Linked DNA regions of Homo sapiens: region 1 is linked to region 2. A link is an interaction called in ENCODE POLR2A ChIA-PET data of the cell type or tissue named here. Cell type or tissue: PC-9. All regions are shown on one strand. Links, peaks and the distances in the headings refer to the core of each region. The heading gives the core; the rest is flanking DNA. Region 1 overlaps MAGI1 (membrane associated guanylate kinase, WW and PDZ domain containing 1). Region 2 overlaps MAGI1 (membrane associated guanylate kinase, WW and PDZ domain containing 1).

Region 1 (12,670 bases), core at 3,265-8,264, 150 kb after region 2:
TATGATATATATTTCAATATTTACATCTAAGAGGGGTATTTTAAATATATGTGATTAAAACAGTTAAAGTTAAAAAATTTAGCTGTAATACCTTAGTTGTCAAATATCCAGTATTCAAATTACTAATTGCCAAATGTTGCAAAATATTTTTTCTCTTTGTTTGAATAAGGATCTAAGTGAGGTGCACACATTGTATTTGGTTGGTGATATGGTTTGGATCTGTGTCCCCACCAAATCTCATGTCAAATTGTAATCCCCAGTGTTGGAGTTTGGGCCTTGTGGGAGTGATTGGATCATGCAGGTTCAGCAATGGTTCACAAATGGTTCAGCACCATCCCACTAGGTCCTGTCCTCTCAATAGTGAGTTCTCGCAAGCTCTGATTGTTTAAAAGTGAGTATCACCTCTACCCTCACACTCTATCTTCCTCATACTCCTGCCATTGTAAGATGTACCTGCTCTCCCTTCACCTTCTACCATGATTGTAAACTTCCTGAGGCCTCCCCAGAAGCCCAGCAGATGCCAGCATCATGCTTCCTGTACACCCTGTGGAACTGTGAGCCAGTTAAACGCCTTTTCTTTATAAATTACCCAGCCTCAGGTATTTCTTTTTATTTATTTATTATTTATTTTTTACTTTTTTGAGACAGAGTCTCGCTCTGTTGCCCAGGCTGGAGTGCAGTGGTGCCATCTCAACTCACTGCGACCTCCGCCTCCTGGGTTCAAGTGATTTTTCTGGCTCAGCCTCCGGAGTAGCTGGGATTACAGGCATGCACCACCGCACTCGGCTAATTTTTGTATTTTTAGTAGAGACGGGGTTGCACCATGTTGGCCAGGCTGGTCTCAAACTTCTGACCTCAAGTCATCTGCCTGCCTTGGATTTAGGTATTTCTTTATAGCAATATACAAAACTGAATATACAGTCTAATACAATTGGTCTTTTATGTTTCTTTTTATCTATTAAATTCCTTTTTCATTTCTCCCCTCCTTCCTGACCTTCCTCATCTCTCTTTCTTCCTGGAATTTATATTTGAAGAAACTGGGTTGTTTGCCCTGTAGTTTCCCATAGTGTGGATTACCTGATCCCATCCCTGTGGTGTTAGTTTACATGTTCCTCTGCTCTTTGTATTTCCTTTAGGTTGGTAGGTGTTATAGGCACTTGATGCTTTCCATCTTTGTATGAATGAATAAAAGGAGTGATCTGGTCAGGTTGAAATGGTCATCTTGAAATGTGGAAAAGAACTTCTGAAAAATCATATTTGTCTCAGGGTTTATTAGTGTGTCTAAGCCATCATGCCTTGTTAGGGTTTGAGTTGCCTTATCATCACTGACATCTCACTCTCTGCCCTCTGGTATCTTAGCTGCTTGTCTTAAATTTTGCCCACATCTGAATATGTGAAGTCCTAGGGGAACCAAGCATCCCCTTTGCCCAGGTAAATTGATGACTGTATTGTGATGATGATGTTGCTTCTTTTGGTTTGACATTGGCTGTAGGTTCGGAGTGATTTCTGTGCTTTGTCATAATAGCTGCTAGAGCCATGCTGGTGGGTAAGAATCCAATGTCTTTACTTTTGTAACATCTTAGACCTCTGAGAAGATTGGATTGACAAAGTCTTTAGTGGTTCACTTGGTAAGAAAGCATTTGCAGATAAAGATCCAAGGAAATATCCAGGTGTTATGGCTGTATTTTAATGTATTCAGTTTCTCATCCAGGAGACACTGTTGACTTCCAGGAAGCATGCCAGGCATGCAGCAGACATGGCAGACGTGGACGTTAATTATATGGAGCTTGTAGTCATGGGGAGGATACCAGTCACATAAACATATATGCTATGACCAAACTCTGGCAGACCTCGGGGCCTGAAACAGGGCAGGGGAATGATTCAATCTTGGGGAGTCCAGAGAAGGTCTCAGGACCTCCAGGACCCCAGGTTCATACTTTGAGAGTTGCTGGTTAAGATCACTTTGTTTCCTTGAGTTCTACAATCCTGTGATACTAAGATTCCAATGCAAAGGTTTAGTCTACTTAAATTCAGTCTGTAGATTGGGAGTTTGTAACTAGCACCCATGCACCTGTCTTCCCCCAAGAGCCTCCTAGATTTACTTTAACTACCACCACCCTTTCCTTTGCAGATTTGACCCCCGGCTCCTGGGGTCAGCATGTGGCCCAAGATTGGGCAAATAGAGAATAACATCGTTTTGCCTACAGTGATTGATTCAGGGACAAGCATGTGACCCAGTCAGAAAAATTAGAATTATTACTGTGAGTTTTGTTGGTGTGTCAGGAGAAGGGTACCACCTTCTTTCCTGTGGCCTTGAATCTGGGATGATATTGACCTGGAACAGTTAGTTGCTATGGTACTAACACAGGGTTCCTAAAAATAAAGCCCCAAGTGAAGAGAGCCTTGATGATGCAGACTACTCAAAATGTGCCTGAAGCACATTATTTACTTAAGACAACAGAGTCCTGGGGGTTAGGGAACTTGAGTTAGTTTGATTTAGATTTCCTTTTTCTTGTGACCTGAAGAATCCTAGGTAATCCACCTACATTGAGGGGTGCATGAATAGACTTAAGAAATTGCTTTCAATATTTTGTGATTCTAGGGAGTTGTGACACCATAGGCTCATGACCCCGAAAGATTAAGGACGCCTAATGTGTATGTTTCTAAAGTAGGGTGGACGCAGTACTCCTCGACTTAAAAGAGATCCCTATGCCATAACTACCCCTTGTATCCATCAGCCCCTTGACATGGAGGATCACACTGCCCATGTGACTGGAGATGAGATGTGATCACCACAGATAGGCTGTAAACAGCAAGAAATCCTGGATAAATCTCAGAGGATAATGAATGAACAAGCTTCTAAAACTGTAGCAGAAAAGCACCAGGGTCTCCTCTCTGAGGATCTCCCTGATAATGGTAAATTCTATGCAGTGCAAGCTGAAAGGCTGAAAAAAATTGCCACAGTAAATAACACTGCCTACAAGTGTGGCAGTTTTTTTTTCTCACTTTGAAACCTTGCTTGTGTGGAAGTAAAGATTTGTTTCTGTTTGGTTGCTGATTGTCAGGTATTCTAGTAAGTCTGTTCAAAGGTCAATCAACTGATTAATAAAATGCTGGGACAACATCCCAGTTGTCCAGTGGGATGATTCTTGAGTTATATACACATGCCAGTGCAGTATATTTGCTTAATATAAAGATACATAATTCTGCTTAGCAATTTCTGAATTGATAGTTTCTGTTGACCTAAGCAGCCTTTATTCCTCAACCTTCCTTTTTTTTTTTTTTTTTTTTTTGAGATGGAGTCTTGCTCTGTGGCTAGGCTGGAGTGCAGTGGTGTGATCTCGGCTCACTACAACCTCTGCCTCCTGGGTTCAAGCGATTCTCCTGCCTCAGCCTCCTGAGCAGCTGGGACTACAGACATGCACCACCACGCCCAGCTAATTTTTGTATTTTTAGTAAAGACTAGGTTTCACTATGTTGGTCAGGATGGTCTCGATCTCTTGACCTCATGATCCACCCGCCTTGGCCTCCCAAAGTGCTGGGAGTACAGGTGTGAGCAACTGTGCCCAGCCTCAACCTTACTTTTTTTTGCCTTAATGCTGGGGTGGATTTCAGCATTTAAGTTGATGTAATCAACTTTGTAAATAAATGAGTTAACTTGGTTTGAAGGAAGATCTCTCTAGCCCTAACTGTCCTGCTGTTATTCACTTGTATACATTGGTCACTAGGATGACCAATGTGAGGGTGGAGGGAAGGGGTACAGTGCATAAAATTTAGGTCAAGTGAATTAAGCAATGATAAAACAGTTAAAATCGCATATTCTGTTGCTGGGAGATCATATGCCTTGTTTATTTTGTTGTTGTTGTTTGTTTGTTTGTTTTTTGAGATGGAATTTCATTCACTCTTTTTGCCCAGGCTGTGCAGTGGCACGATCTTGGCTCACCGCAACCTCCGCCTCCCAGGTTCAAGTGATTCTCCTGCTTCAGCCTCCTGAGTAGCTGGGATTATAGGCATGCTCCAACACACCCCGCTAATTTTGTATTTTTAATAGAGATGGGGTTTCACCATGTAGGCCAAGCTGGTCTCGAACTCCTGACCTTGTAATCCGCCCTCCTCAGCCTCCCAAAGTGTTGGGATTACAAAGCATGAGCCACTGTTCCTGGACCATATGCCTTGTTAATAAAGCATGATAGAATTATAAATTTTTCTGAGGGTACAGTTAAATAGATATGTTTTCTAGTATGAATGGAATTCAATCAACGTTATTGATCTTTTGTTGAGCCGTGATAAACTACTTTCTGGGAGCTAGTGTTCTAGGAGTCTTCTGCATTCTGGCTTCCTGCACGCTCCAGTCTTCTCTGTGCAAGGCTGCTGTAACAATTGTCCTATAAAACTCAAATCTGGTGCCCTCGTGCTCTCAGAATAAAAGTTGAAACTCCTCAGTAAGATGTATGAGTTCTTCAGTGACTACTTCCTGCTTATTCTCTGGCCTCATCTTGAACTCCCTGCCTTCCCCTTGAGTTATTAAACGTTGGGTTCCTCCTTCATGCAGTGTTTTGTCCATTGCTGCGCTGTTGTACAAGGCATTTCTTGGGCCAGCAGTGCTCTCAACTCCTTACCCTCTGCCCCTCTGCATCTTCTGTGGCTAACGTGGATTCACTGTTTGGGCTGCATCTTCTGGGAAGTCTTTCCTTTCTCCCACGTCTGGGTTGGACCCCCCTATTTGTTCTGACTGCACGCTGTGCTTACTCTCTTTAACACTCAGCCCTTTATTCAGCTGTAAATCTAGATGCTGTTCCATCAGACCAGGAAACTTACCATGTTTATTATCAGGTCTCCAGCACCTGGTATGGTGCTTGGCAAATGGAGCCTCAGTAAGTATTTGTTGAATTAAATTGAGACAGACATAGAAACTAACCAAAATAGCACAGTGAATGCTTGGTAGAAAAATGTATGTGATAACTCATGGAGGACTAATTAATCAGTGTTTTCTGGACTGGGACAGTGTTTGAGTAACATAGAATATTGTGTGTGTATGTGTTTTAAGGACTGCAGATTTAAAAATAATTCTCTTTAACAAAGGAAAGTCAAAGAGAGAGACACACACACACACACACACACACACTCATAATTTTACTTAGTTGTTTTCTAACTGCAGTTAATGCATTATGTCTTTTGGCTTTCCCTGTGTAACTAGAATGGAACAATTAGTTACCATGGTCTCTTGCTTTGGAATTGACTGTTTTAAGCCATTATCGTAGTCCAAATTTCTTTTACGATTAGCTTTTCTTTTTTATTAGACCATTGTGTCTTGTTCTATTACATTTGCAATGTCATTAGCTTAAAAACACAGGCAAAGCCTCCTTTTTTGTTACTGTGATAAAAGTGGTGTTTACTGAGGCCACAGCAGTAGTTGTTACTTTGATGACATAGAGCAGAATAGGAATGGTCCAAAAGAGTTGTGTCCTCAAAGCAACTGATGAATTGAGCACATTTTACACATTTTCAGTGTCATTAATCACTCTCCCTCTTTCTTTTCTAACACTACTCAGTTGTTAACCTGGCTTCATCTTGGAAAAATGGGAGGAAATGCGAGTATATTATTGGACCAAGAAGTATATCAGTATGTTTTTAGCTTTTCCTCTCCAGGCAGTTTAATTTTTGAAGCTAAGCTCTTGTTTTCATGTAGATTGGTACCATGCCTGGGTTTTAGTATTACTGCGTATAAAGGCAAATGTAGAGCCATAAATGATGTCTTCTTTTTTGCAAGCTCCATTCAGAATATAATAAAATTATTTTTAACTATGGAGGGATTTATACGTACAATTAGCTAAGTATAATTTACTGCAGAGCATTTCTAAATTAAATTAAGTTCAGATATAATATATGTGAACATCTGATATACAAAATTCAAATAATCTGAGACCTTTAAAAAAGCATATAGTTCTATATCAAAATTTTGGGGAATATGCACATCTTCAGAATTAGTCCATTGACATATGTAGTCATGTAGTTCAAATTAAGGAATGTATAATAGCTCGGTACACAGGCATGTTATGCACCTAAGTAGGAAACAAATTTTTATTGAAATAAAAGTGAGACATATTGGTAATTTTTATGAATTGCAATTTATGTCCAAACCCTTTTATTCTGCATGTATGATTGACTACAATATGCAAGATAATGCATAAATGCTCCATTATTCCGCTATCATTAAATTATTTTTTAGTCCGTTGAATAGATATTTGAAGTACTGGAGTAGGTGCCAAAGATATGAAGATGAAAGAAGAGATTCTTTTGACCCACAGTAACAGCAGAAGTTGTTGACAAAACATTTTACATCCCTAAATTCTCTTCTTTCCTCTGCATTACGGTGATGATATTGGCATTTATACTGGCCATGGCTAGCAACTGGTTCTTGCATTATAGGGAGCAAATTAACACTGACCTGAAGAATTATGTCCTTAAAGAGTATTTAGCTAAATATATTTGACATATTTTCCATGGCATTGATCTTTTTTTTTTTTTTTCCCCTGTTAGCTACTCAGAGCATCTGACTTGTTAACAAAGCTCCATTTTGGACAATCGGTCATGTCAAATAATTGATATGGACAGTAGGAGCTCATGTACTTGCCACTTTGTTTACGGTCAACATCTCAGTTGACACATTTCATCAATAAAGCAGAGGCACATTGACAGATCTCTGCAGCTGTGCTGTCCAGTACAGTTCCCACTACCCCATGTGGCTATTTAAATATAAATTCATTGAAATGAAATGAAATGTAAAATTCATCTCCTTAGTCACAGTAGCCATTGTTGCCATTGGCGACCACATTGGACAGTGCAGATTATGGAAATTTTTCATCACTGAAAGTGTTTTTTTTTTGGATAGTCCTGTTCTAGAGATTTCTAAAACCTTGTTTGTTCACTAAGCGTCCTCTATGAACGTTTAAGTTCTACTCCAAATCCTTCTAGATGGTGATTTCCAACCATGACTCTACATTAAAATCACCTGGGGAGTGTTTGAAAATGCCAATTAGAATCAGAATTGGGAGGGGGAGGGGGCTCGGACCCAGGCACCACTATTTGAAAAAATGCCCTCAGTGATTCCAATCAGCTGCCAACTTTCACAACTACCATTGTAGACAATAATACTTTATTTTTTAATATACAAATCAGTGTCTCCTGAACTTAGTACCTTTCTTTTCCTTTGTCCTCCTTTGAATTCTGCTTAGAGAGAGGCAGTGGAGTATGTTAGATCTCTGCGTTGGGGAGTCAGTTCTGCCTCTTACTAGCTGAGTAGCTTTTGGTTAGTTATTTAGCCAGTCCAGGCTTTTGTTACTTCATGTGTAAAATGTGGACACTGGTACCTGCCTTGAAACAAGTGAGGATTAATTAAGATAAGGTATATGAATCACTGGTGACAGTCTCTGGCACATAAGCCCTTAATAAAAATATATTTTATGATATAATTTTAATATTTCAAATGTATATGACAAGTAATAAAATATATTTTAAAATATTACATGTTTAATAGTATAGAATATGCTATTTTAAAATAACATTCTTGCTAAGATAATACTATATGATTTGACTTCATGGATTTTGCTCTGCCTGTTAGGGAACTTTTAAATATTTTCTTTAATATATCCAATGACGAATTAAGGTGGGAATTTAGGCACTCCTTTCAAGTGAGCTGGGGGAGGGGTAGGTATTTTGGCGTAGGAAGGCATCTATAGAGTCTGCTCTTATCTACCAGAAGTTGCTTGCTCTGCTTTCTTGGTTAGATCCTTGAAACTGCTCAGTTGGAATGAATGAAAATGCCCTTAGCAGGTGTTTTCTCTTGAGAAACAGCTAAGGCTGGTAGTGCTTCGTTCTTTAAAGCAATCAACAACCGTGTGTTGGCCCCAGGCTGGATTAGGACAGATATTTCATTCCCAGATCATGGGCCCCAGAATTGTCAGACTTTTTGACGAAAGGAACTTCTATTCAGTCCCTTGAATCATTGAGATTTCCACTAGCTCAGCAGCACAGGTTGCAGGGAGAGAGCAGATACGAATGCTGCCGCCTCCCTCTAGAGAAGGGGCTCTCATGGCAGCAACTGGTGGGGAACTGTACGAGGCAGGACTTAGAAATACAGCTGCTGTGTTTCCCAAGTGGATGATCTTGCAGCTTTCCCAAATCAAAACTAAAATGCAGTTAAATTTTATGAGCTTCATTCATCCTTTTCCTCTCTGTAGATATTAGTATTTTCTTTCAAAAAGTATGTTTTCATAAGCTGCCTATTAAAATGCCAACACTCTTAGCAACTGGTTATATAAATGAACCATTTTATGTCTTTGTTTTAAAATGATCAAATCAAATCACTATAGAATTGAAATCTGAATTATTGTCATTTCTTAGAGACATAAAAAGATGACAGCCATATTTTTCTTTATAAAAGAGTTCTGTAAGATTCTGTGATGCTCTGAGCATTCTATGAGCAGTCCTGTGATTTTGAGGGAAAGATAGTCTGCTGGGGTTGTTAGTGCTGAGGTGCGGTTGCTTAAGAAATGAAGTGCTTGCTTTCTTAGCTGAAAAACAAAACAAAACAGAACAAAAAATCCAAATTATGTAGTTCAAAGACTGGAATCCTCTGGGCGAAAGAAATCATTTTTGACTTTTTAAAAGACTTGATTTCATGGATGCCTTCCATGAAAGTCAGGAGGTCTGAGCTGATGATGATTTCAAATGCTGTGTGAATGAGAGGTGAGGAATAAATACTGGTAAATGTGAAATTCTAAGCCTTAGATTGATATACATTAAAAGAACTTCTATGATGGAGTATTGTGTACCAGTCATTGAGGTAAACACCATTACATGCATCATCTCAACTAATTTTTACTACCACCTTAGAGAATGAATTTTATCATGACTGTTTTATGTAGATGAATATGAAAGAAGGATACCCACTATTAGGAGTTTATTAGTGATGAGACACCCTGTGTCTGGCAGAGTAATCTATATCTTTAGCAGCTACTAAAGACCCGATCTCCTCTGAAGCTTACTAGATACTGGGGTGCCACTTGTTCTTTTTAGTTTGTGTATATTTTTATGTAACATGATTTATAATGGCTGCATAATAGTCCTTAGCATCTAACCATTTTGTGTTTGCTGCTTAAGCAGTAGCATCATTTCCGTACCCATAATTTTATGAGGATGGCTAAGTCTGGGATGAATGGGAGCAAGACCTGTCTATTGGGATTCATTCATTACTCCTGCAAGGTACCTTTAGATATGTCCGAGAGACTCATTGAGCTTTTCAGAATAAAGTTTGAAGAACCCTGGACTTAATTATGTGTGTTATATTTCAGGGAACCACTCCATTAATATGGAACATTTAGATTGGCACCATTATCTCCCTATTATAAATACCATTTTATGACTTTAATTGTTCTAAACATCTGTGTACCCTAAGCATTCTGCGTATTTCTCATTATTTCTGTAGGATAAATTTCTAGAAGTGGAATGGCTGGGTCAAAGATGATACATATGTTAAAGAGATGTGCATTGCTAAAATTCCTCCCAGAAAGGTTGAAACAAGTTACTTACCCATAGTCAACTCTGAGACTGCTCTTTTTCTATATCCCCACCATTACTATGTAGTATATATTTTTTCTGAGTAGTTGCTAATTTCATAGGCCCTAAATAGAAGCTCATTTTGTCCATTTGATTTGTTTCTTAATGGTCATTTTTTTTCATAATTCGCATCTCCTTCCTATTTCCTTGTTTTCTTCCTTTTCCCCCAAATTGCCTTCCATTAGCTTTTGCTTAAGGATGGTTTTGCCATGCTGTAGGATTTCCTGGAGCAGCCAGTTGAGGAGTGAACAATAAAAGGAGCCTCAGTTGTTACAGGCCTCACCCAATCCATGCTAGATTCATGAACAAGCTGGGAGAAATGGGGGTGTGGCGCTTGGTGAGACAAAGAGGATAGCTTGGAAGTCAGTTCAGGTATATGTGCAAATGCCATGTTCACCTCTCACTCCTTTTGGATTCTTTCAGAAGAATGAAGATGGTTTCGTTTCCTTGAATGCTGTTGTGACTGTGTATTTTTATGTTGCTTCTCTTTAATAAAAAAGAAATTGACTTTTTTTTTTTTCTTTTAGAAAATGTGAACTAGGCTGGGCGCGGTGGCTCAAGCCTGTAATTCCAGCACTTTGCGAGGCTGAGGCGGTCGGATCACCTGAGGTCAGGAGTTTGAGACCAGCCTCACCAACATGGAGAAACCCCATCTCTGCTAAAAAATACAAAAATTAGCTGGGTGTGGTGGTGCATGCCTGTAGTCCCAGCTACTTGGAGGCTGAGGCAGGAGAATCGCTTCAACCCAGGAGGCGGAGGTTGCGGTGAGCTGAGATTGCACCATTGCACTCCAGCCTGGGCAACAAGAGCAAAACTCTGTCTCAAAAAAAAAAAAAAAAAAAAAAAAAAAAGTAAACTAACTTTAACCAGTCAGTTTATATCATTGATTTAATGTGGTCTAGCATTTCTTTGGAACATAGAATGTATCATTGCTAACTCTTATAATGATCCTATAATTTTATTCGGTCCTTGCTCAGTACTGGCTTGTAGTTCTGCCAAACTTGAAACCATAAGATACTTGGATAAATAAGTCCTGAAATAAAAGAAAATGATAGAGAAGTGTGTGTGTGTGTGTGTGTGTGAGAGAGAGAGAGAGAGAGAGAGAAAGAGAGAGAGAGATTTTATAAAATTATAAAATCCTGTAATTTTTTCAACCGTAATGTATTTAGGGTCACAGCAGTGTGTGCCCCCATCATGCTAGCCCTGCTGGGGAGCACTGGGCCAGGAACAGGTAAATAATAACAATAACAGCAACAATTAACATTTTTAGAATACCCGCTTTGTGCCAGCCTTTATGTTGCATCTGTACTGAGTCAGGAATGTGATAAGATTAGTCAGGTTGGTGGTATATTATTCTTTTCTTCCTACACTTAAAAAAAGTATTTATTATGTGTCTGGTGTCTGGGAAAAAGCATTTCCTGAGAGCTATTTAAATAGCTTGGCTTTGAGTTACGGAGAGACACAGATCAATTTCAGGCTGGCTTAATGCAGAGATCATGAGATTACCTCCTCTCCCGCCGAGTTTTTGTGGGAGTTTGCGCAAAAAGAAATAGTTTTGTGTTTATAGCTGCGAGTGCACGCTCTCTCTCTCACACACACACACACACACACACACACACACACGTAAACATACAAAAGATTTAAAAATTCTCAGGAAATTAGATTATACATGTTATTTATAATCAACTAGCTGGTAATGACTAGCTTAAGTAAAAGAACAAGGGGGGATTCTTTATAATAAAGCTACAGGGTTAGCTCATGCCACTTGGGCAAGAATGGACTGGTACTTAGGAATGGACCTGAAAGTTTATCAGTTTACCTCTCTGTCTTGGCTCTGCTTTTCTTGTTTTTTTTTTTGTTTGTGTATTTATTTATTTATTTTTGCTACATTATCTCTTTCTCTGCAGCCCAGCTTTCATGTGAAAGAAAACATGAATAACCCTTAGCTCGTTCTGCAGTTTCAGGAACCCACAGAGACTGACTAGCTGGCTCTCAGTCATAGCTCCACATTTCCTTAGAAAGAGACTCTGCTTTGCCAAGCATGAGTCAGGTGACTGCTCTTGGTCGATGAGTGGAGGTTGGATTCCCAGTCCAAATATGGCTGCCTGGGGGCTCCCCATGGAGATCTGGCAGGAAGCTTCCCAAGAAGAGGGTTGGCTTCTGGGCTTGGCTGAGAATCTAAAAATGTCTAATGGAATAAGAAAAAAAGCAACCCAACATTTAGACACTAGTCTCCTAGCCTCTTACCGGGGAATGTCAGTGAATATAGTCTTTCATTGTTTGTTCATGTCAGTAGAGGCTGGGTGATAAGACGTTGCTATCACAATAGGTGCTCTTCAAATGTTGAAGAGCCAAGATGCAAGGATTATCCTATGAAGTTGCCTGTAGGAAAATAATGAAGGCTGTGTGGCAGTTTTTGGCTTTTCTGTATACATACTTTGATACTGTATTTTCTATAGTTAGTTTTCAGAACCTAACATTCAATACTTGATTGAGAAGGCAAGTGTGCTTTCGTTTGTCCATGTGTGACCATTCATTCAATTGTTTATCAATCTTTTGTTTAGAAATCAGCAGATTAATTATCCCAACAAACATGTATTAAGTACCTACTATATGCCATGTACTTGCAAGGTAATGAAGGTACTGCCTGGAGCCCTCCTGAAATATGTAATCTCATGGAAGAGAAAGAGGAAAGAGCTAAATGTGTCCACAAATAACAAAACAAAGTCAATTACGAGGTGTGTGTGCACCATGAAGGGACCTAAATAGGTTGCTGGAGTTGAAAGTCAGTAGACCTGGGGAGGGATTCTACTCCTTGCATTTTGTGGAGTGCGGGCTTTCCCTCGCTGGCTGATTGCAGAAATGCAAGAGCTCCAAGGGAGAGCTGCCATCATCTTCCCCGGCGATAGACTCCCACCATTCCTGACAGAGATGAAACCTTTATTAGATCCTTGGAAATAAGAGAAGGAAAACACCCATCAGTTCATTCGATTCTCTCCAGGGAGCCACGCTGGAGTTCGTTTTCCATTTGTTGTTGTGGTTACGAGTTTCT
Region 2 (12,670 bases), core at 2,974-7,973:
TTAATTGCATGAAACTTACAGGGATGTTATGACTAAATTTCAAACAAACCATTACATTTCCTATGAATAAAAGTTTATTTTAAATGGTCTTATGTAGAATATTCGTATATATGTAATTTAAAGTGAGAAAACTGTGTAGAATTAAAAAATTCAATCATAATAAAAAAGGGTATAGAGTGAAAAGTCTCTAATATCCTGACTTCTCCAGTTTCTTGTCCTAGAATTGTTTATACGTATACAAGTATACTTGTTTCCCCTCCTTTCTCTTGCTCGCCTTTAAAAAAATATAATATATATATATTATATAGAGAATCTGTGTGCATATACACACACACCTTATTTTAAAAATGATATGTGTATATGAGTTTCTGCTCCTTGTTTTTTTCCACTTCACGTTTACAGCTACATTTTAGAGCTCTTTTTCCATCAGCACCAAGATGGATTCCATTCTTTTCAATGACTTGGAGTTTACCTTTGAATCAGTGTTCTGTATGTAATTCATTAAGCCTGTCCTCTGCTGATGAGCATTAAGGTTCTTTTCAGACTTTTGTTTTTACAAACAATGCTGGAATCAGTAATATATCGTTGTATTTTGATCTTTATGCACATATAATTGCATTTGTAAAATAAAATCCCAGTAGTGGACTTTCCTGGTTCAAAAGGTGGACACATTTCATGTTTTTGTTCGATATTGCCAAATTGCTCTTTCAAAAAGATGCATCATTTTTCACTTTTGCCAACTGTATAAGAACATGCCTAAAATTTAATTCCCTTTCTTACCATATTTTTCTTTCCATTTCTGTCTCTCATTTACTTGCTTCCCTTAGACCTAGTCTAGAAGCTGTCAGGCTTTCAGTTCAAGGGTTTATCTCATTACATTCCGTACAGCACCAGTCATAGGAGCATTTGTGAAAGACATAACCTGTCTCCTTTGAGAGCACTGCCTCAGTTTCCTCCTTGACCCCCAGGTGTGGGCATTACCGCTGCAGACTCACGCCTCCTCCCCTTTAATCGCTGGCTCAGCTTCACCTGGATGAAATCCCCTTCCTCACTCTTCCTTCCCTTCCATCCCCTGGGAGGTCTTCAAGAGCTGGTACTCATCTATAGAGCCTGAGAAGTTGAAATCTGTTAACTTGCCTTGGGTGCTTGCCAGTACTTAAAGACAGGCCTGGTTGGACCACTGCATTCTTTGTCTTTGTAGGAGAAGCCATATTTGTTTGCATGTACAGCGTCAAGAAACGTTTCCTGTCGACTGCTTTGGCCTGGCATTTCCATTAACACTTTCAATTGGGAGATGGTTTCTCTAGCTTAGCTGGCAGAGGACCCAGTTTTACAGCCCATCTGCTTCTCTCTGTTTCTCAGCCATTGGCCCCAGTTGGGGCAACCTGTAACTGGAATCTGTGGCCTATAGATTTTAACTGGGTTACTTTTTGGAGGGGAGGCAGGTCGGGGTGGGGAAATCCTTTCATCCTGACATTATTGGCGTAACCTTTTTTTTCAGTACGCTTCCATCTTTGAGGAGGAGATGACACTCTGGGCTCTTCCTTGCTCTCCTCCCGATGTTTTCTTATGAAAAATTTTAAACATACAGCAACGTTGAAAGAATTTTTTAGCAAACACCTGTATGCCCGCTACTTAGATTCTGCCACTGACATTTTACCATGCTGTTTTATCACATAGCTGTCCAACTGTCTATCACTCTGTCTACCTTTTTGGGCTTTTTCAGTGATGTTTCTCCAGCATTTCAAAGGCACCATGGTATGGGTAGTTAGGAATATGTGCTGTGGTGCCAGACTGTCTGGGTTTGAATCCTGGTCTACTGTCCACTAACTCTGTGACTCTGGGCAAGTTGCTGAGCCTCTTTGTGCCTCAGTATTGTCATCTGTATAATGGAAATCGCGGTAGTGCTAACTTCATAGAGTTTTGTGAGATTAAATGTATTAATACATGTACGACACTTAAAACAACGGTTACTGTCTATTAACCATTTGGTATATGAAAGAGAGTAAGTGCTAAAGTAATGTTCATTTCATGGATTTAAAAAAGACTAATTCAGTAGGTGTCATGGATTTTAGGGAGAAGCAACTGTGTGCCTGGTACTGTGCCAGACATTTTATGTACATTGCCTCATTTGGTCTTCAAAACCACCTTAAGCAGATTATCCCCACTTGCAGATGAACAAGCTGATGCCTCGTAATTAGCAGCAATGGGGTTTGATCACAAATCTATTTTATTTCTATGGCCATAATCTCTAGGCTTTGGCCGCGCCCCCACTCTCCCCGCTCCCCCCTACCCCTGCCCACCTATCCTGGAGTACAGTGGTGCCATCATAGTCCACTGCGACCTCGAACTTCTAGGCTCAAGCAATCCTCCTGCCCTGGCCTCCCAATAGTTGCCCTTTCTCTTTTTGTCAGTCGCAAGATGCAGAAATTTCAGGATTCTATAAGGTGGCAGAGATTTCTGTGATTGAATAAAACAAATAGGTAGACGCACCTAACTATTATTTATTATTATTATTATTTTGGTGTAACTTTTAGCTATTGAAAAGTCAGTCTTGCAGAAGAGAGAACACCTTGCTGTTTTTTGTAGTTTGGTAAAATACTGTCCCTTCCATTAGTATTTCCAATTCAGAGGGCTTTTGCTGTATGGGCTTTAACTGACTTAGCTGAATAGGAATTACCATGGGGTATTTTGGCAGTGCCATCATTGGTCACCTGTTTAGCTTCTGAGATGCTAGCAAATTACTCTTAGTTTGTTGTCCAAAATATTTTGTGGGAAGAAGGTTAGAAAATAGAAATAAGTATACTACTGACTCTATCTCATACATGGAAGTTTTGAGGACAAACCACACTCCAGTTGGTCATTTACCCTAGATTGTGGCATTGATACCGTCTTCTATCTCTGAGAAGTAACCCATAGTAAGCAGTATAAAGAGGAGGGTGACTGGTGGGGCGTGATGGCTCACATCTGTAATCCCAGCACTTTGGGAGGTGGAGGCAGGCGGATCACTTGAGGTCAGAGTTCGAGACCAGCCCAGCCAACATGGCGAAATCCCATCTCTTAAAAATACAGAATATTAGCTGGGCATGGTGGTGCATTCTACTAGGCAGACTGAAGCAGGAGTGTTGCTTGAACTTGGGAGATGGAGGTTGAAGTGAGCCACTGCACTCCAGGCTGGGCGACCGAGTAAGACTCCGTCTCAAAAACAAACAAACAAAACCAAAAAGAAAAAAAAAAAGGGTGAAACAGAGTCCTCAGATTTTGTCTTCTCACTTGAGTTCCTGCTTCAGTTCAAATTCATTCCTTTCCTCCTCTTCCATTAATCCTTTCTCAGTTCTTGAGATTACATCAAGTAAGTCTCTATCAGGTGTTAATATGTCTTCAGCACCCCCTAACATTTGCTAATTTTCCTTCCTAATTGAGAGACCATACCTTTTAATGGCAAGATTTTGCTTTCAATGTATTTGCTTTTAGTTACTTCATTTTTATGGCAGCTGGTTCTGCATGTCTATTCCTAGAGGTGATATGAAGTTTCCATTTAAAATATATTTAATTACATGAAAATAAAGTGGTTTTAAAAAGGGTAACGTGGAATAGTAGAAGTGGTACCCATATGTGGCAAAAGTCAGGAGGCTGGGATGCAAATGATGGAAGTTCTTTTGAACACTGAATTAAATGATCCTCGGAGTTTGTATGTCTGGTCTCCATTGACAATGGATACTCTGGGCAGATGGAACATTTACCAAATAGTTGCATCTGTTTTGAAGGTACTCAGTGGAAAACCATTTATACTCTACATCTGTTTCTTGGCTAAGAAAAATATATGCAGTAGATTCTGGCCACTTAGGAAAGTTTTAGAGCAAGGCTAATTATGCCTTGGGGCTTTGGCGAATGTGCTTGTCTTTATGAAAGAGTCCTTGGCATCATCAGTACCTAGAAGTAGATATGCATATGCATATAGTTTCCGGGAGAGTTTCTTATTGAAATTCTTTCCATTTCTTGTGTGGCCTGGACATCCACAAAAAGGGGACTGTGTATCTGTTGGACTTGGGGGTGGCTTCCTAAGGCTGTTGAACATAAAAAAGGGGCATCCTCAGGGAATCCCCTGAAAGTGAACCTAGGATATGCCTGAGGATTTGCATGATTCCTGGGGATTCTGGTCAGGGAGACAAAGGTGTGCAGCTGCTCAAAAAATCTGTCTGAGTGGAGTTAGTGCTAAACAACCTGAAGTTTGGAGAGGAGTGGAAGTTAAGGGCGATAGCCCTGCCTTGAAAAGAGAACCACATACTCACCGGTGATAACTTGTGGACAGTTCATGGAGCTATGAGAATGGGAGCAAATGAAAGAGATGGTGGTTCCCCCCGCCCCCGCACTACCCCCAAGATGTATAAAAGGATATACCTTTCTTTCTATCTCAATAAGAAAGGAACCAGTGACTCATGCCCTGTTCTATGAAGTGTTCTTCTCTCTATGACTCATTCACTCTCTGACCCACAGATATAAGTCCCTGTTTGGAGTGTCAAGGTGATTTCAGATGACCTTTCTTTCTCCTTTGTAGGGTCTGATTTTGATATCAGTAGGGAGGTGATACTCCCACAGTTAGGGCTGCCATACCTCAGCAGGTGAGTGGTTTGGCTTCTCTCAAGTCTTAACATTGTTTTTGTTTGTGGATCTCTGACGCTAAGGTAATTACTGGGGGCAGAGGTACACTGTGAATGAGACAGGGACAGGATATTGAAAGACAGGGCAGGGCAGTTGCTGTGCTTAATGGGTTAAAATTGTGTTGGTTTCTCAGTCTTCAGGATGGTGGCTCAAAGCTTCCTTGCAGAAATGTGATGCAGTAAAGATTAATGTTAACACCCTTAACAATTATATTAGATGAACTAGACTCAGGAATCTGACTCACTGCCCTTCATTGGAAGCTTGGCTTAGTCATTTCCCAGCCTTGTGGTCTCAGACAAATTTCTTAATCATTATGAGCTGTATTTGTCTAATATATGAAAAAGTGTTGACCTTCAGTCCACAGATATCATTAAGTACCACTCTATCCCTGGCATTGTGCCAAATCTTGAAATAAATAAATGTATACAACAAGCAAAGCTCTCTGTCTTTATGAAATTTTTCTCCTGTTTTGGGAGTGTTGTGCGATTTCAAGTAAAATAGTGCATGTTAAAGTAGTTCGCATAGGGCCCTTTTAAAATCATATAAGAATTATTATAGAAAAGTTACAAACTGCCCATCCTACATTACATTGTCATTATTTTTATTTATTTATTTATTTAGAGACTGAGTCTCGCTTTGTCACCTAGGCTGGAGTACAGTGGCGCGATCTTGGCTCACTACAACCTCCGCCTTCTGGGTTCAAGTGATTCTCCTGCCTCAGCTTCCTGAGTAGCTGGGACTATAGGCGCATGACACCATGCCCAGCGAATTTTTGTGTTTTTAGTAGAGACGGGGTTTCACCATGTTGGCCAGGATGGTCTGGATCTCTTGACCTTGTGATCCACCCACCTTGGCCTCCCAAAGTGGTGGGATTACAGGCGTGAGCCACCACACCTGGCCGAGCTACTTTTTTTTTTTTTTTAAGAGACAGAGTCTCGCTCTGTTGACCAGGCTGGAGTGCAGTGGTGCGCTCTCGACTCACTGCAACCTCCACCTCCCGGGTTCAAGCAATTCTTCTGCTTCAGCCTTCCCAGTAGCTGGGACTACAAATGCCACTCCCAGCTAATTTTTTTTTTTTTTCCCCACTGTGTTGGCCAGGCTGTTTTCGAACTCCTAAGCTCAGGCAATCCATCTGCCTTGGCCTCCCAAAGTGCTAGGGTTACAGACGTGAGCCACTGCGCCTGGCCAGATTGTCATTATTTTAACAGCAGAACTCTCTGAACAAATTACTTCATTGTTTTATATGCAGTGTTTAAAAAAAAAAACTCATCTTGTTTTAACTTTTTTTTTTTTTTTGCTGACACTTGAGGTAAAACCTAATTTCTCTGCTCATTTTTTTGTGACTTTCTTTTTCTTTTCTCCTCTTCTTCTTCTTTTTCTTCTGCTTCTTTTTTTTTTTTTTTTTCCCCCCGAGACAGAGTCTCGCTCTGTTGCCCAGGCTGGAATACAGTGGCATGATCTCTGCTCACTGCAACCTCTGCCTCCCATGTTCAAGTGTTTCTTGTGTCTCAACCTCCTGAGTAGCTGGGATTACAGATGTGGGCCACCACGCCCAGCGTTTTTAGTAGATATTGGGTTTCACCATGTTGGCCAGGCTGGTCTTGAACTCCTGACCTCAAGCAGTCTTCCCACCTCAGCCTCCCGAAGTGCTGTAATTACAGACGTGAACCACCTCGCCTGGCCAGTGTCATGACTTTCTAATGGACGTTTTGATGTAACAAAGCTGATCTTCCTAAATAAGCAAGTTGGAAAGTACATTTGTTGTGTGTGTAGTTCCTGGAGGAACTTTAGTACACTTGAAAAATACAATTCAGAGGCCGGGCGCGGTGGCTCACGCCTGTAATCCTAGCACTTTGGGAGGCCGAGGCGGGTGGATCACGAGATCAGGAGATCAAGACCATCCTGGCTAACATGGTGAAACCCCGTCTCTACTAAAAATACAAAAAAAAATTAGCCGGGCATGGTGGCGGGTGCCTGTAGTCCCAGCTACTCAGGAGGCTGAGTAGGAGAATGGCGTGAACCACTGCAGAGCTTGCAGTGAACGGAGATCGCACCACTGCACTCCAGCCTGGGCGACAGAGAGAGACTCCGTCAAAAAAAAAAAAAAAAAAAATACAATCAGATTAATGTCCATGAGAACAAACAGTCCAAATATGCTTTCTTCTTATCTTGAAACTACTGATATGACGGATAGGAGGAGACAAACAACCTCTTCATGAAGACTATGCCCAGTCACTTCATGGAAGCTGTCCCAATTTGGAAATAGCTTTTTCCAAAGCACTTAGCTGATTTGCTCAGGTGGCTCCCAGACTCTTAGCTCTAACCAAGCAATTTGCTGTAAACTTCTTTCTTCTCAGCACAATGGAACATTCATGATGTTTATCTGGCAGAAACTTTATTAAGGGAAGCCTGACAGGAAGGTTGGGGGAAGAGGAATGGAGTCTGTCTTTATTGGAAAGTTTGTTTCTTGAAACGTGTAAAATGACACGAATGGATGTGGTTCTTTGATATCAGTTCACCTCCTGACTGCGCTGAATACAAGGAACCCTGTTTTCTGCGGAATGCCTTAGTAAGGCACTATCTAGGCACTCACTAGACCTTTAAAAACAAGTCATTAGTTTCTCCAAGAGGGCTTCATTTTAATATTATTTTCTAAGATACCCTGCATAGCATATTTAAGGGTCTTTCTATGTTGAATGCACAAATGATTTTTCAGTGGATTTTTGGGGGGTTTTTACATGTTTTCCTTAATTTACATGAGGACTCTTTATTATACTGATCATCTATTTAGTTAACAGTGTACAGTTCAGTTATGCATTTTGCAGTGTTGCATAAGGAACTGGAGTTGAAAATAACAGTTGTAGTTACCACCCAGGAAGGGAGGGGCTGAATAACTGAATGAATTTAAAGAGGTGAGGGGAAATGCATTATGGGTAGATAGTACCAAGCTCAAGGTGACTTCTGTAGATTTGTGTTGACTAATTCTTCGACTGGACAGAGACCAGTTCGTTTCCTAGCTGTCTGTCCTACCTTTAATGCATTGCAGTAAGTGGTAATAGCCTGTTGCAGGGGTACACCAAATGGACACAGGAATGCCCCCTTCTGCCTTCCCCTCTTATCCCTAGATGAATGGTGTCATGGAAATTCAAAGGTTATTCCGGGATTTCATGTTAGTTGAAAGCAAGTTTTCTTATTTCTCATTTGGCATATCAATTTTTGCAGGCCTGCCATTTCAGGCTGGCCCATGCTCTGTACTGCCTATAGCATAGAAAAGACAGATGAACTTATAGCTTAGAGCCAAGGTACAGAAAGTAAATAAGAGTGATGTCTTCTTAATAGACAAGGAAGGAATCTATTTAACTGGGGTATTTCAACTCTTTTCTCAGAATTTTCTTTGTGGCCATATAGGAGCAAGGATGGTGAAGTTATATGGAAACAAAGGTGGGGAAATTACAGACAGAAATGGAAGAGTTGAAAGGAAGGAAGGATAACAAGAGCCCACCTCCCTGCAGTCTGCTCAAGGGAAATCTTGTACAATTTGTGTGGACAATGAAATTTATAATTTTGGCTTCAAGCTTGGGTGACTTTCTCCTCTCTGATTATAGGAAAAAATATTATAATTAAATTAGGATTACGCACTTTTTCCCCTCTTCAGTGTCCTTACATAGGACAGACATCCTTCTTGTTTGGTGACCACAGGGACCAGTGACATCCTAGTTTTCTTGGAATTGTTTGTACTTATTGCTTTATTAGAAACCGCCCTATAGTCAGATGTCTTGCCCACCCTTCTTCAGTTCTTTTCCCCCAAGATGTCAAAACCCTGGTGAGGAATCTGTGAAATGTGAACTATGATTTGGTTGTATGAGGTTCAGTGAAACAGCTGGAGGTTTTCCCAGCAGAAGGCTAACGCAGAATTGTCTAGACATCACTTTTTTCTTATCTAGTCAAGCTTTTCTGGGAGCTTTTCCACATGAGGAATCTAGGCTCAAAGGAAAATCAGTTTGACTGGCTAAAAGCTCATCTGGCAAGTTTAAATCACTCCGGAAACATACAGAGCTGCAGTCATTGGTTTGACAAGAACAGAAAGATACTTGTCTCTGTTGTTGCTAGTATTAAAAGAGAATTTATTGGCCGGGCGCGGTGGCTCACACCTGTAATCTCAACTCTTTGGGAGGCTGAGGCAGGCGGATCATGAGGTCAGGAGGTCGAGACCATCCTGGCTAACACGGTAAAACCCTGTCTCTACTAAAAAATACAAAAAAATTAGCTGGGCGTGATGGCGGGCTCCTGTAATCACAGCTACTCTGGAGGCTGAGGCAGGAGAATGGTGTGAACCCGGGAGGTGGAGCTTGCAGTGAGCCGAGTTTGCGCCACTGCACTCCAGCCTGGGCGACAGAGTGAGACTCTGTCTCAAAAAAAAAAAAAAAAAAAAAAAAAGAGAGAATTTATTTATTTGTCCATTAAGACATTAGGATGGGCGTGGTGCCTTACACCTGTAATCCCAGCACTTTGGGAGGCTGAGATGGGAGGATCACTTGAGTCCAGGAGTTTGAGACCAGCCTGGGAAACATAGGGAGACCTTGTCTCAATAATAATAATAATAATAATAATAATAATAATAATAATAATAATAAAAATGCTGGGATGGTGGCCCATGTCTGTAGTCCCAGCTACTTAGTAGGCTAAGGTGGGAGGATCTTGAACCCAGGAAGTAGAGGCTACACTGAGCTATGATCACACCACTGCACTCCAGACCCTGTCTCAAAAAAGGAAAAACCAAAATAACAAAAAGAGCATCACTCACTTACTGTGCACAGACATAGTGCCTTGCCCTGGGGAATCAGTGATGGGTAGAATAGTGATGTTCTTTGTACTGAATTAAATCATTGTATAGCTAAGAGGATAAAGACAACTTGAGTAAAGGGCAAGTAGGAAAGGAATAATGTCTTAAGGGAGTAGAAGACAAAGGATGCAGTAGAGAGGAAGGAGAAATCAGAGAACGTTTGAATGCAGTAAGCTTGAGGTGAGCCTGAGATATTTTTGGAATTTAACCAAAGGAAGGGGCTGTCAAACAAAGCTAGTTCAGAGTCCCAGGATTTGTATCTTTTGGAGTGACTGTGCCCTCAGAAACTTCCAGAGACTTTTAGAACTCATTCAGGCTTTGGCTTTGGCAGTTGTAAGAAGCACCACAATTCTTTCTACTCTGGACAAGGGGCAAAATGTGGTTTTTTTTGTTGTTTTTTTTTTTTGAGTTACAGTCTCACTCAGTTGGCCAAGCTGGAGTGCAGTGGCACGATCTCAGCTCACTGTATCCTCTGCCTTCGGGGTTCAAACGATTCTCGTGCCTCAACCTCCCCAGGAGCTGGGATTACAGGCACACGCCACTGTGCCCAGCTAATTTTTGTATTTTTAATATAGACAGGGTTTCACCATGTTGGCTAGGCTGGTCTCGAACTCTTGGCCTCAAGTGATCCTCCTGCTTTGACCTCCCAAAGTGCTGGGATTATAGGCCTGAGCTCCCCCGCCTGGCTAAATGTGTATTTTTGCTCACAAGCACCATGGGCATCAGCTTTAAACCTCCGATATATGGGCCATATTACCCGGAACTCTGTTGTCTTCTGTACGACTTTTGGAAGTTAAGTCTACCCATGCAGATAAGGATATTTAATTCCACACTAACCTCAGCTTCTCTTAGGAACCACTGCAGAGAATGCCCAGTTTTTACCCAGTCTAAGGCTATTTTCGGTCAAGGCATGAAATGACTTTGTCATTGCAGTAAACCCTAGTCACTGTGCAGGTAAGCCTCTTCTTGAGATGGATTGCATGCATACCTTTTTGATGATACAATAAGCAGGTCTTTATTGGATGTGAACAGAGTTTAAAATGTTGCTGAGTTGAACATTGGAGGGTGAAGGGATTTCTCCATAGAGTTGTTCCTGCATGTTAAGAATATTGAGCTAAATTTAGAATGTCTTACACTGTACCTATTTTTTCCTGTGTAAGTCTCAAAAACTTGATTTAGACTTGAAGGTTTTATGAATGTCCCTACTTTTTTGTTTTAAGAGGGAGGAAGAGGGAAGGAGAGGGAGGTCATTTGATTGAGAAGGGCATAAATCGCAGTGGATGAGTTACCACAAAGTCAGTCCATATGGGTTACAACAGTTCAATCAAGAACTAGGCCAGGCGCGGTGGCTCACACCTGTAATTCCAGCACTTTGGGAGGCTGAGGCGGGTGTATCACCTGAGGTCAAGAGTTAGAGACCAGCCTGAACAACATGGTGAAACCCCCTTTCTACAAAATTAGCTGCGCGTGGTGCTGCATGCATGTAATCTCAGCTACTTGGGAGGCTGAGGCAGGAGAATCACTTGAACCTGGGAGGCAGAGGTTGCAATGAGCCAAGATCATACCACTGTACTCCAGCTTGGGCAACAAGAGCAAAACTCCATCCCAAAACAAAACAAAACAACAACAACAACAACAAAGAACTAAAACATAATAGCAACCAGGAAGCCCCCGGGTAGGCTCGCTCCCTGGTAACCATTGTCCTGACCTCTATTCCCATTTTCTTGTTTTGGAACTTTGTACAGATAGATTCACTCAGTATGGATTCTTTTATACCTGACTTCATTTCCTCAACATTGTATTGAGATTTGTCCATGTCGCATGTAGCTGTAGTTCATTCCTTTTTCTTTTCTTTTTCTTTTTTTTTTTTTTGAGATGAAGTCTTGCTCTGTGGCCAAGGCTAGAGTGCATTGGTGCAATCATGGCTTATTGCAGCCTCCACCTCCCAGGCTCAAGCGATCTTCCCACCTCAGCGCCGCGGGTAGCTGGGACTACAGGCATGTGCCACCATCCTCAGCTAAATTTTTTTTTTTTTTTTTTTTGTAGAGACAGGGTTTTGCCATGTTATCCAGGCAGGTCTTGAACTCCTGGCCTCAAGTGATCTACCCATCGACGCCTCCCAAAGTACTGTATTATAGATGTGAGCTAGTGTGCCCAGCCCATTTTGACTTCTGTATAATACTATAGCATGCATATATCTACATTTACTCATGTGTCCTACTTTTGATGAGATTTGTGTTGCTTGTAGTTTGGACTATTACAAATTATTATACTGTCATTATGCCTTTTGGTATATATGTATTTTCATTTCTCTAGGGTATGCCTCAGAGTGGACTTGTAGGATTGGGTTAGACTATGCATTTTTCTAATCCCAATAACATAATTTTTTTTGAGAAGGATTCTCACTCTGTCACCCAGGCTGGAGTGCAGTGACGTGATCTTGGCTCACTGCAGCTTCTCCCTCCACGGTTCAAGTGATTCTCCTGTCTCAGCCACCCAAGTAGCTGGGATTACAGGTGTGTGCCACCATGCCAGGCTAATTTTTTTGCATTTTTTATATAGAGATGGGGTCTCATCATGTTGGCCAGGCTGTTCTTGAACTTCTGACCTCAAGTGGTCCTCCCGCCTCAGCCTCCTGAAGTGCTGAGATTACAGGTGTGAGCCACCATGCCCTGCCTTCAATAGGTAATTTTAAGCAGTGTTCCAGCTCTTCTAGTTTATGTTACCACGAGTAGTCTATGGGTTTCCATTATTTAACGTCCTTGTCGGCGCTTGGTATTGATGATCTTTTAATTTTAGCCACCTGAAAGTATGCCTACTTTGAATTTTTTAAATTTCTGTGTTTCACTGTAAAGAAATGAGAGTGAGGTTTAGAGCCAGAAACTCTGAATGAGTTTAGCTTTAACCCTGGTTGAAGGGCTACTAGGTGATCATTTGAATCCTTAACTGAAGGTGGGGCCATTTTGTTAGACTTCACCCTACAGAATCTCACACACCAAGGTCCAAATGCCGGTGGCAGGCTATGTAAACCTACATAGTTATTTACCTCTTTGAGACTCAGTCTCCTTATCTGCAAAGGGATGTCATTTTAAATTCCTCACCGAGTTGGTATGAAGAGCATCAGTCATTCCACCAAAAAGCACTTAGTTCCTGGCCCATAGTTAT

Evidence for each region. ChIA-PET counts read pairs that join two places held together with the same protein. Peaks named below come from ENCODE experiments on the same cell type or tissue, not always from the same donor. Only the 100,000 strongest peaks of a DNase experiment are listed, where the experiment ranks them.
Region 1: POLR2A ChIA-PET joins it to region 2 with 5 read pairs; 3 of 35 experiments call an interaction of 5 or more read pairs at or near these places.

Annotation. Positions count from the first base shown.
Region 1 is chr3:65,810,499-65,823,168 of GRCh38, reverse strand. All of the region lies in intron 1 of MAGI1 (membrane associated guanylate kinase, WW and PDZ domain containing 1), which reads left to right. Among named protein-coding and RNA genes, the nearest start is that of MAGI1-AS1, 77 kb to the left of the region's middle. In PC-9, for the core only: no CTCF peak of the experiment used is centred there; no DNase peak of the experiment used is centred there.
Region 2 is chr3:65,956,228-65,968,897 of GRCh38, reverse strand. All of the region lies in intron 1 of MAGI1 (membrane associated guanylate kinase, WW and PDZ domain containing 1), which reads left to right. It overlaps LOC124900543 (a long non-coding RNA gene), which reads left to right. Exons shown (of 2, transcript XR_007095951.1): 2 at 1-183. Among named protein-coding and RNA genes, the nearest start is that of MAGI1-IT1, 8.0 kb to the right of the region's middle. RefSeq lists an enhancer at 3,915-5,114. In PC-9, for the core only: no CTCF peak of the experiment used is centred there; DNase peaks (open chromatin) are centred at 4,477 and 4,927; H3K27ac peaks cover 2,589 bases.